Linked DNA regions of Homo sapiens: region 1 is linked to region 2. Evidence: chromatin contacts called from ENCODE Hi-C or POLR2A ChIA-PET data. All regions are on one chromosome and are shown on one strand. Each heading gives the region's core, a stretch centred on a gene start or an enhancer-like site at or near the end of the contact. The rest is flanking DNA. Distances are from core to core; before and after follow the strand shown.

Region 1 (6,905 bases), core at 1,807-4,306, 3.4 Mb after region 2:
AGAGCGAGACTCCATCTCAAAAACAAAAAAAAAAAAAGAAAAAGAAAATACAACAAGGGTACACAGAAGACAAACAGTCCCCTGGCATAACAAGAGTCACTGTAGTGAAGAGGACAGATTTCTCAGCCAAGAATTAGCTAAAGGTGCCAACTCCCTTCCTCTAGCCTCTTCAAACTGCTAAGCCTCAACAAGAGGATTGATGCCTGGTTGGAGGTCCCTCTGGCCTCCTTTAGGACCACTGCAGGACCTGTGCCTTTGACCCACACCCACTCCTCATGTGTGACATTGTGGTTTTCTACTACATGACATATTTTCCACAATTATAAAAGATTCCATGCTCACATCCGGGAGACAGCCTTGGAGTCCCCTATTGTTGGAGTTTGCTCCAGTGCCAAAGCAGAGAGGAAAGAAATGGCATATAATTGTGACTCTTCTCCCTAGGCAAAATGGCATGTAATTGTGACTCTTCTCCCTCGGCACTACAGATATTTCCCCTTTCCTCATGCCAATTCATTTTTGTTTCCTTATCTCTTGTCTTCACATGGTTTATAAAGAAAAATCTTTGCCTTGTAAGTGGAAAGCAAGAATATTAATTTCATAAATATAATATGATATATTGTATAATAGTAGTAAGACAAAGAAGAGAGAAAAAGAAGAGGAAGAGAATAAGTGGAGAGGGGAAGAGAGAAGGAAGGAAGGAACGATTTCTGTGAAACCACCCAGAAGTTCTTCTGAGTTCTGCGTCTTAGTAAACTGTTCCTAGATTTAAGCAGGTACATATAAATGAATAAACCTAACACTTGACAGTTTCTAGTCTTAATGATCCCTTGTGGCTACTTTAAAGAAAGATACTTTTAAAGAACTGAACAATTTTTACATGTATTAGAGCAATAAGAAAATGTTCTAGCCTGTTATGTAGAAATTGCTGAATTCTTGTGGATCAGGTTAGAGGTAACATAAGTACTCAACAGTAACTATTGTAAATACTTTTTAAAATAATTCAGATAAGCACTACATTAAAAATATGCAGTTTATTAGGTTGATGCAAAAGTAATCGCGGTTTTTGCCATTATGTTTAATTATGTATGTTTAATGACAAAAACCGCAATTACTTTTGCACCAACCTAATAAAAATAATATCTAAACAGCAGTATACCTTAAATTTATTTTTATATTTCATCCAGTACATTTAGGAATTTTTGTTCTAAATTATTTACTGGCTTAGTTTTGCAGTTTTTTAATTTAAAATTTTTAAATTGTGGTAAAATATACATAAATTTATCCTTCTAACTAGTTTCAATTGTACAATTCAGTGGACTTAAGTACATTCACATTGTTGTGTAATTTTGAATTTAATTTTTTTTTTTTTTTAGAGGGAATCTTGCTGTGTTGCCAGGCTGAAGTGCAATGGCGCTATCTCGGCTCACTGCAACCAACCTCTGCCTCCCGGGTTCTATCAATTCTCCTGCCTCAGCTTCCTGAGTAGCTGGGACTACAGGCAGCGCGCCACCAGGAGATTGAGACCATCCTGGCTAACACAGTAAAACCCCGTCTCTACTAAACATACAAAAAATTAGCCGGGTATCATGGAGGGCGCCTGTAGTCCCAGCTACTTGGGAGGCTGGGCTAATTTTTGTATTTTTAGTAGAGAGGGGGTTTCACCATGTTGTCCAGGCTGGTCTTGAACTCCTGACCTCAAGTGATCCGCCCACCTCAGCCTCCCAAAGTGCTGGGATTACAGGTGTGAGCCACCACACCTGGCCTGAATTTAAATTTTTTAACCCAGTTTCTATTAGATTGAAAATTAAGATATACATAATGTTTCCATGACTATATTTTTACAGTTTATTGTTCATAACTACTGTGTATTAATGCATCAAGGCAACTACATAAAGAGGAACTGAAGCTCACCCCTTGCTTATGATTGTGATGATTTTAAAGAACTCTGGAAGTTCAGTGAGTCACTGAATTAACCTACCAAGAATTTTTTCTGTACAAATGTTTTCATTATACAGGGAAATTTCTCTTCAGGTGTTTCTTTTCCCTCCTTAAAAGTTTATCTTCCTTACAAACAAATTATATTCCATGCATGAACATAGGACGAACATAGCAAAACTGGGCAGTTCTGAACAAGATTTTTTCACATTGCAATAATCTGTGACCAACTAAAGCACTGCCAAAGTGTCAGACTCAGAATTCAAGCAAGTCAGACTTGCTTTAGATAAGCAGTGCTTGCATTATTTAAGGTCATTTGAAAACTCATTCAAGAGGTCGTCTGTTTTCACTTAAAGCAGTTTAGCTTAACCAGCTGAAGAGCTTACATTTAGAAATAACATTGGACTGCAAGTCACGTATTCTTTGACCTTGAGCAAGACCTGTCAAATAGCTAGAAGGATCAGTTGTCTCATTTTCAAATGAATAAATTAAACTAATTAAATAGGCCGGGCGCGGTGGTTCACGCCTGTAATCCTAGCACTTTGGGAGGCCAAGGCGGGAGATGGGGTAGGGGGGGATCGCTGGAGCCCAGGAGTTCAAGACCAGCCTGGACAACATGGAGAAACCCTGTCGCCACTATTAATAAAAATAGAAAAATGAGCCTGGCGTGGTGGTGCACTCCTACGGTCCCAGCTACTCGGGAGGCTGACGTGGGAGAATCACCTGAGCCAGGGGAGTTCCAGGCTGCAGTGAGCCGAGATCGCGCCACTGCACTCCAGCCTCGGCCACAGATTGAGACCCTATCTCAAGAAAAATTTTACAAAAATTAATAGAAAATATTTCATTATATTTCTCAACATCTTTAAGGTTCTTGGTTGAAATGACTGGGCTTTATTATATACTAAGCCCAACTTCGTAGACAATCACTTTGCTTTCCCTTCCAAAATCCTTTGCCTCAAAGCCACTGACAATCGAAAGCGGGCTTCTAACAGAACCAGCAGCCTTCACAAGCGGTTGGTCTATATCCCCTGCACTTTGTCAGAGCGCGAATAGAGGAAAGGCGGGGCCTAGAAGGCGGGGCTAGGAGGGCAATGGGGCGGGACAGAACGGATTGAGTTACGTCATTTCCGCCTGCGACGTTACCTAGGAGTCCAGCGGCGCCCGGGCCAGCAGCGATTGGTAGGTGAAGGGAATAGTGTCCCTTCTCTCAGCGCGTACTACTGTTCCGGTAGCCTTTGTGCCCACTGGTTTGAGCCTTCGTTGTTTCAAGGCCCTAAAGAACCCATACCCTTGATACCATTCCCCATCCGCCCCTCTTAAGGACGTTTCATTCCTCTAAAGCCCTCCCAGCGAGGCCTCCAGCTGGTTTACAGTCCTGCCCGGGAGTAACCCCTTCCTCAGAGCTCCTTTCCTCGCCCTCGGTGAAGTTGCGTCGGGCTGGTTGACAAGTCCTTACTGCTCATACTGCGCCTTCACAGATCCCCACACCCCAATCCTCCGCAAAGATATTACTCCGTCCACCTTCCCGCTGACCGGGAAGTACACATTAATCTTCCTTAGATTTTTCCTCATTTCTTTCCTTTGCCCCCTCCCATTTGTTTTACGTCTTTTCAGTTTTTTTAGAGATGGAAAAGGGAAACGCGTTTTTAAAGAATAGGTTAGTTTTTCTTCTCCTGCCCCTAGCATCAAGGACCACAGGTAAAAAGGAAAAGCGAAATTACGAAACTTATAAAGGCCACGCGAATCATTTGTTTATTCAATAAATTTAGTAGAGGAAACAAAATAGGACGTATACAGGTTCCAATTCAAGCAAAGTAAAGATTGTTTGCTGCTTTAAAAGTGAAACCAAGAATCCAAACACGTCTTGTGGGCTTTTTTCCACGAAGCGTAAAAATAAATAAGTGAAAACATCATCTATTATGATAAAAAATTTTATTGATTAGGGATATAATAAGCTTGGAAAATACTTATCTGTGAATCTACAAGTGGCACATGGGTGTAGTAAAATACTTCATTGCCTGAGCAGTTGTTTGATAGTACATTTTATTTGGTTAGTTTTTTGTTGTTGTTTGTTTTTGAGAAGGCATCTCGCTGTGTTGCCCAGGCTGAGTGCAGTGGCGTGATCTCAGTTCACTGCAACCTCTGCCTCCTGGGTTCAAGTTATTCTCCTGCCTCAGCCTTCCGAGTAGCTGTGACTGCAAGTGTGCGCCACCACACCCAGTTTATTTTTGTATTTTTACTAGAGACAGGGTTTCACCATATTGGCCAGGCTGGTCTCAAACCCCTGACTTAAGGTGATCTGCCCACCTTGGCCTCCCAAAATGTTAGGATTACAGGCCTGAGCCACCAGACCCGGCCTGGTAGTACATTTTAGTATCTTAAAACTTATGAAGGGTTTTCACAATGGTTATTTTATCTGGAGCATCATAATAACCATATAAAGTCGATCTTATTTCTTATCTAAAGCCAGCAACGGTCCCACCCTCCTTTCTGCTCCAGATGGTGTCCTCTTACACCTACTCAAAGGTTTTACCATTTAACTTATCCCTTTTTTTGCCCCTTTAAGTTCTCCGTCACTTTAATTTCTCCCTCACTACTGGATGGTACATTTTAACATGCTTTAGAATCTGTCGTTTTTTGTTGTTGTTGTTGTTTTTTTTTTTTTTTAGACCGAGTTTCACTCTTGTTGCCCAGGCTGGAGTAGTGGCATGATCTCGACTCACCGCAACCTCCGCCTGCCAGGTTCAAGCAATTCTCCTGCCTCAGCCTTCCTGAGTAGCTGGGATTACAGGCATGCGCCACCACACCCAGCTAATTTTGTATTTTTAGTAGAGACGGGATTTCTCCATTTTGGTCAGGCTGGTCTCAAACTCCCAACCTCAGATGATCCGCCCACCTTGGCCTCCCAAAGTGCTGGGATTACAGGCGTGAGCCACCGCGCCCAGCCTTTTTTTTTTAAAAAAAAACCTTTAATCCATTCTCACTCTCTAGCTACACCCCATTTTTCTGCTCCCTTACAGCACTCCAAAGAATTACTACTGTACTTACTGTCTCAACTTTCCCACTTCCTCAACCCAACCCAAACTTCCTTCCCTGCTTACTCCACTGAAGCAGTGCCTGTACAGTCACTAGTGACTTTATCTGGCCAAATCTCCCTTTTTTTCCTCTGTATTTACTTGCCCTTGCAACAATATTTGACACAATTGAATATGTTCTTTCTTGAAATTGTGGAACTTCATTGTTTATTTCTGAATCAGATAATTTTGAATGCTGGAATATATTTCCTCTATATTTTGTGTATTCATAAACATATAATGGTGGCATTTATGACATACTTTTTTGGCAGCTTCTAAACACCCTTTAGCCTATGTCACTAGAGAAGCAGGAAGCAGGTGTATGCAGAAAGCCCGTGTAAAATTATTTAGATCAAAGTATTCAATAAACTGGTTCAGGATTTTCAAGGGATTTTTAAGATCCAGTGTTAAATTTCCACCTACAAAATTGGGAATGTATTTGGGAAAATGATGAAATTGTGATGAATTAATGCTAATGCTGTCACGTTAAATAACACACACACTACATTGATAACAGGTAAAAAATCTCACAGTTTAGTTCTTGGAAAGTATTAAAAGACCCATTTTAATCCTAATATCTAATTTACGTTTAGTTTTTTACTTTTCTAAAATTTAGAGTCAAGCATTCCCATAGAATGTTTATGGGCATAAATTAGACACCATTTTTGAGGACAGTTTGGCAGTGTTAGGTTTCAATATGCACGCTGTTTTTTTTAATGAAGTTATATTGTATATATCTGAACTAAATGCACATTGTGGAAAAATACCAACAGCATAAAAGAGTATACTGGAACAAAAACATCTCTTCCCTTTCCGAACCCAGGCTCCTCAGTCCACAGGTCCCTTCCTAGAGACAATCATTCTTAGTAATTTCTCATATCCCTTTCCAGAGAGAGTCAATTCAAATATATATGTGCACCAGGCGCAGTGGCTCATGCCTGTAATCCCAGCGCTTTGGGAGGCCGAGGTGGGTGGATCACGAGGTCAAGAGATGGAGACCATTCTGACCAACATGGTGAAACCCCATCTCTACTTAAAATACAAAAATTAACTGGGCACGGTGGTGCACACCTGTAGTGCCAGCTACTTGGGAGGCTGAGGCAGGAGAATCACTTGAACCCGGGAGGCGGAGGTTGCAGTGAGTGGAAATCGCGGGGAGGCTAAGGCAGGAGAATCGCTTGAACCCAGGAGGCGGAGGTTGCAGTGCACCAAAATCGCTCCACTGCATTCCAGCCTGGCGACAGAGCGAGACTCCGTCTCAGAAAACAAACAAAAAACAGAAATATATATGTGCATACCTTTTGTCATAGCAATTCCACTTGTAAAAACTATCCTACAAAAATTGTTGCCGCTGAGCGCAATGGCTTATGCCTGTAATGCTAGCACTTTGGGAGGCCAAGGCGGGTGGATTTCTTGAGGCCAGCAGTTCGAGCCCACCCTGGCCAACAGGGTGAAACTCTGTCTCTACTAAAAATACAAAAATTAGCCAGGCGTGGTGGCACACACCTGTAATCCCAGCTACTCAGGAGGCTGAGACATGAGAATCACTTGAACCCGGGAGGTGGAGGTTGCAGTGAGCTGAGATGATGTCTCTGCACTCCAGCCTGGGTGACAGAGCAAAATTCTGTCTCAAAAAAAAAAAAAAAAAAAATTAACAAATCTTTTAGGCCTGAAATATCATTCCTTAATCTCATTTGTGCTAACAGTTATTTGTAAATTAAGAGAATAATTGTACTTAAAATGTTATCTCAGTTTCCTAACTGGAATAATGCACATGAATAGTTTTTATTTTGGAAAATAGTTTGTATTATAATAATATGATTTATTGAGTGGCTATGGTGGGTCAGAAACTATACTAAATGCTTTACCTGTGTTATCTGACTTAATCCTAACAAT
Region 2 (4,379 bases), core at 10-2,509:
GTCCTGATCCAGACCCCAAGAGACACAAGAAATAATTCAAGGTGAGTCTATAAAGCATAAGGAAGTTTATTAAGAAAGTAAAGGAATAAAGAATGGCTACTCCATATGCAGAGCAACCCTGAGGGCAGCTGGTTGCCCATTTTTATGGTTGTTGATTATATACTAAACAAGGGGTGGATTAATTCATACCTCCACTTTTTAGACCATATACGGTAACTTCCTGACTTTGCCATGGCATTTGTAAACTGTCATGGCGCTGGTGGGAGTGTAGCAATGAGGATGACCAGAGATCACTCTCATCACCATCTCGGTTTTGGTGGATTTTAGCTGGCTTCTTTACTGCAACCCGTTTTATCAGCAAGGTCTTTATGACCTGTATCTTGTGCTGAGCTATCTCATCCTGTGACTAAGAATGCCTTAACTTACTGGGAATGCAGCCCAGGTCTTAGCCTTATTTACCTAGCCCCTATTCAAGACGGAGTTGCTCTGGTATAAATACCTCTGACATTCTCACTTATAAGTGGGAGCTAAACATTGAGCAAACATGGACCTAAACATGGAAACAACACACACTCCAGGCTACTAACTAGAGTGGGGAGGGCGGGTGGTGTGGGTTGAAAAACTATTAGGTGCAATATACCCATGTAGCAAACCTGCAACCTACCTGGGTGCAATATATCCACGTAACAAACCTGTACCTGTACCCCCATTTGTAAAATAAAAGTTGATTTTTTTTAAAGGCTTACAACGCTCCCTATGACCTGGCCCCTGCCTAACTCTTCAGTCTCATCTGTTACTCTCCCTCCAATTGTGTTTCAGCCAAACTCAACTATTCTGTTTCTCCATCAAGCTTTTGCATATATTGTTCCTTCTGCCTCTTCACGCCTCTTGACTCAGTTAAGATGCACTTTTACCCTGTTAGCTTTCAACTCGGGTTTACTTCATCCAAGGACTCTCTGACCCTCTTCGCCCCCAAACTTGGTAACGTTCTTCTGTGTGCTCCCAGAGCACACACCCTGCCATATCAGAGTTGCCTGTTTTGCTCTGTGCATTCCCCACCAGACTGCAGGCTCATTGAAATCATAGGCCACATTTTGTTCATCCACATATCGTAACCACCCTCACAGTGGCCTGGCACGCAATAGACACTCAATACTCTTTCTTGAACGAATAGAAGATAGGAGATTTAAGCACCTGGAAGAGAAATTTTGAGCAGCAGAGACACTGGGAGGCAGCCATTTCAGACGAGGTGAAAAAAGGTTCAAAACCTTCTGCGTCAGGAGCATGCGAGACACAGTCCAACCTCTTCCTTGGCCTCAGCCCCGCCCCGTTTCTTTCACCCAGAACTCGCCTCACCCCCCTGCGCTAGTGACTGCTTGTGACCTCATGCAGGTGTGATGAAGTCGCTCAAGGCCATGCTTGGGCTAAAGACACTTTGATCTTCCCGAGGGGGTGAAAGGGCGAGGTGACAGGAAAGTGCGCGTCTTGCTTTTGCACTCATAGTTATCATCCACCGGGGAGTCGGTACACCGGCTCGTCTAGACAACCAGGCGCCATGGGTGCGTCATCAACTAGTGACGGGAGAAGACGGGGCGGAGAGAGATCCGTGAAGGAAGTGACGTAAAACGAGCGCCACAGAGAACGCGAGCCGGGAGTCCGTGGAGGCCATGGCCCCTCGGCGCCTCCTGTTGGTTGGGGAGGGGAATTTCTCCTTCGCCGCCGCTCTGAGCGAAACCCTGGATCAGAGCACTCAACTTACCGCCACCTGCCTCCAGCGCCCGGCCGAGTTGGCTCGGGATCCACTGGCCTGGGAGAATCTGCAGTGCCTGCGCGAGCGAGGTAGCGAGCCCGCCCCTCTGCGAAACCCCGCCCAGCGGCCGGCGCGTCCCAAAGTGGAAAGGGTGGGGGCGTGGGGATGTAACCCACGTGGAGATTGTTCTTGATCGTCCCACGGATATTCACATAAAGCCGGCTTTGTGCCCAGACTTGGGCTGGTCTGCACGGTTTAAGTTAGGAAGAGTTTTTCTGTTCCATGTCTTGAGGCATCCTCCTGTCTATATTTTGCGCCCCCAAACTATCTTTGCCAGGTATCGATGTACGTTTCGGTGTGGACTGCACCCAGCTGGCAGATGTCTTTGAACTGCACGAGAGAGAATTTGATCAAATTTATTTCATCTTCCCGCATTGTGGACGCAAAGCTGGCGTAGCTAAGAACAGGGAACTGCTTGCCAAATTTTTCCAAAGGTGAGGAAAGGAGCGCCCTCACAAGGAAAATGTTTAAGATGTCCATAACATAGTTACTGTACCCAAACATAAGGCACACGTGCAAGCTACTATGATATGTTTAGAAGAGACTATAAAGCCCCAAAGGAACCCCAAGTTTAGTTGGAAAGACAGATATATAAACCCTAAATGCTAAATGAAAGTACAAATAATGTACTCTTGGGTGTGTAAAAGAGGATCATTTATTTTTGACAGTGCAAAATAATGAGAGCCATATAGTCTAATGGCTAAGAACGTGCACTTAGAAGCCAGACTGCCTGGATTCAAATCCCAGCCCACCACTTAACAGTTGTTATTTTTTTATTTTTATTTATTTTTATTTTTTGAGACAGAGTCTCGCCCTGTCGCCCAGGCTGGAGTGCAGTGGTGTGGTGCAATCTCGGCTCACTGCAAGCTCCGCCTACTGGGTTCACGCCATTCTCCTGCCTCAGCCTCCCAAGTAGCTGGGAGTACAGGCGCCCGCCACCACGCCCAGCTAATTTTTTGTATTTTTAGTAGAGATGGGGTTTCACCGTGTTAGCCAGGATGGTGTCGATCTCCTGACCTTGTGATCCGCCTGCCTTGGCCTCCTAAAGTGCTGGGATTACAGGCATGAGCCACCACGCCCGGCCAACAGTTGTTATTTTAAGCAAGCTTACTTAATCTTTACATGCTTCCGTTTCCTCAACTGTAAACTAGGGATATTAATAGTAACTAACTGGGCCAGGCGTGGTGGCTCATGCCTGTAATCCCAGCAGTTTGGGAGGCCGAGGTGAGCAGATCACCTGAGGTCAGGAGTTTGAGACCAGCCTGGCCAAAGTGGCAAAACCCCGCCTCTACTAAAAATATAAAAATTAGCTGGCCGTGCTGGCACGTGCCTGTAGTCCCAGGTACTTGGGAGGCTGAGGCAGGAGAATCGCTTGAACTTGGGAGGTGGAGGTTGCAGTGAGCTGAGATCGTGCCACTGCACTCCAGCCTGGGCGACAGAGCAAGACTCCATCTCAAAAAAAAAAAAAAAAAAAAAAGTAACTAACAGCCTCATAAAATTATTGTGAACTGAAAACAGTGCTTTACATGATTATACCACAAGACATGATACTATTGGAGGTGTCCGATGGGGCATAGCTGTCAATAAAGTTTTGACAGAGGTGGTATTTTAAACTAGTATTTGAATTTCAGGAGGGCAGTGAAAAGAACTTTCTAAATGGGAAGAAACAGCCTAAGCAATGAATCATATATAGGAACTGTGCAGATATTGATCTTTCTGTGACATATGCATGAATGACACAAATGCAAAGCAGACCCTGGTCAGCCAATCTTATCAGTGAGTGGGTTGAACATTTAATTTATGCTTCTATTTACTTCCAGCTACTTTCTTTGCATTTTTTGAGGTCTAATAGATTTTTGCACATAGGTATGATTGGATTTTAATTATTTCACAGGCAAACCATGTGTATGTTGCCAACTCCTGTGGTAATTTCTGCTTGTTTATGATAATTAGTTAGTGTTTCTTTTCTCCCTATTAGCTGTGCAGACGTTCTTGCAGAGGAAGGAGAAGTCCACGTGGCATTATGTAGAGGACAAGGTGGAACTCCTGCGGATAAGCCCCAGAGAGAATGGCACAACAGTTGGCAAGTGGTTGCCATGGCAGCCCTGGGGGGGCTCATTTTAAGCGACGTGTATCCATTCAGCTGTAAGGCTGTGGCAGGGTACAAGTGCACTGGATATAGGTAGGTAATAGCATAGGTTTAAGCCTTCTGCGTTTTCATCTCTCTCACTAATGATAACAAAATCTCATAGACAGACTCAATAGGCCCTGCCAATTAATTGATTCGGTCTCTAAAAATACTTGCTTATTTTAATAATGACAGACTTCATATTGGTGTCTATTTTGCCAGGAGTCAAGATAAGTCCTTTCATGTAGAAGGTGCTTTGAACCATATCTTCACCAGGAGCTTACCTTTTGAAGGTTCTCAACCCAGAATCTTCAGGATCAAACTGGGTAACCAGTGGTTTTCCTTTCCAGAACCAGAAGCACTTGTAGGAAAGTTGAACAGGTAACCAGTTATTTTGCTGGAAATCACTTCCATCTCCAGTTGTATCCTGATTGTCTTGAT

The links. Hi-C counts contacts between places; a loop is a spot of excess contacts on that map. ChIA-PET counts read pairs that join two places held with the same protein, here RNA polymerase II (POLR2A). Pooled maps may share reads with other maps.
Region 1: a map of CD8-positive, alpha-beta T cell shows a loop between it and region 2 (18-fold over the local background). The contact joins the promoter of C11orf65 here to the promoter of CFAP68 in region 2. A Hi-C loop is called at or near these places in 2 of 168 maps with a recorded cell type or tissue (CD4-positive, alpha-beta memory T cell and CD8-positive, alpha-beta T cell) and 8 of 50 pooled maps. POLR2A ChIA-PET finds 5 or more read pairs at or near these places in 1 of 52 experiments (WTC11).

What each region holds. Positions count from the first base shown.
Region 1 is chr11:108,463,680-108,470,584 of GRCh38, reverse strand. It overlaps C11orf65 (chromosome 11 open reading frame 65), which reads left to right and starts at 3,056. Exons shown (of 9, transcript NM_152587.5): 1 at 3,056-3,114. RefSeq lists a cis regulatory region at 2,972, enhancers at 2,900-3,044, 2,985-3,837 and a silencer at 4,869-5,163.
Region 2 is chr11:111,876,421-111,880,799 of GRCh38, reverse strand. It overlaps CFAP68 (cilia and flagella associated protein 68), which reads right to left and starts at 1,259. Exons shown (of 4, transcript NM_022761.3): 1 at 1,195-1,259. The coding sequence starts at 1,239. FDXACB1 (ferredoxin-fold anticodon binding domain containing 1) reads left to right here and starts at 1,635. Exons shown (of 5, transcript NM_138378.3): 1 at 1,635-1,839; 2 at 2,088-2,244; 3 at 3,789-3,992; 4 at 4,161-4,319. The coding sequence starts at 1,668. RefSeq lists enhancers at 1,382-1,851, 1,348-1,967.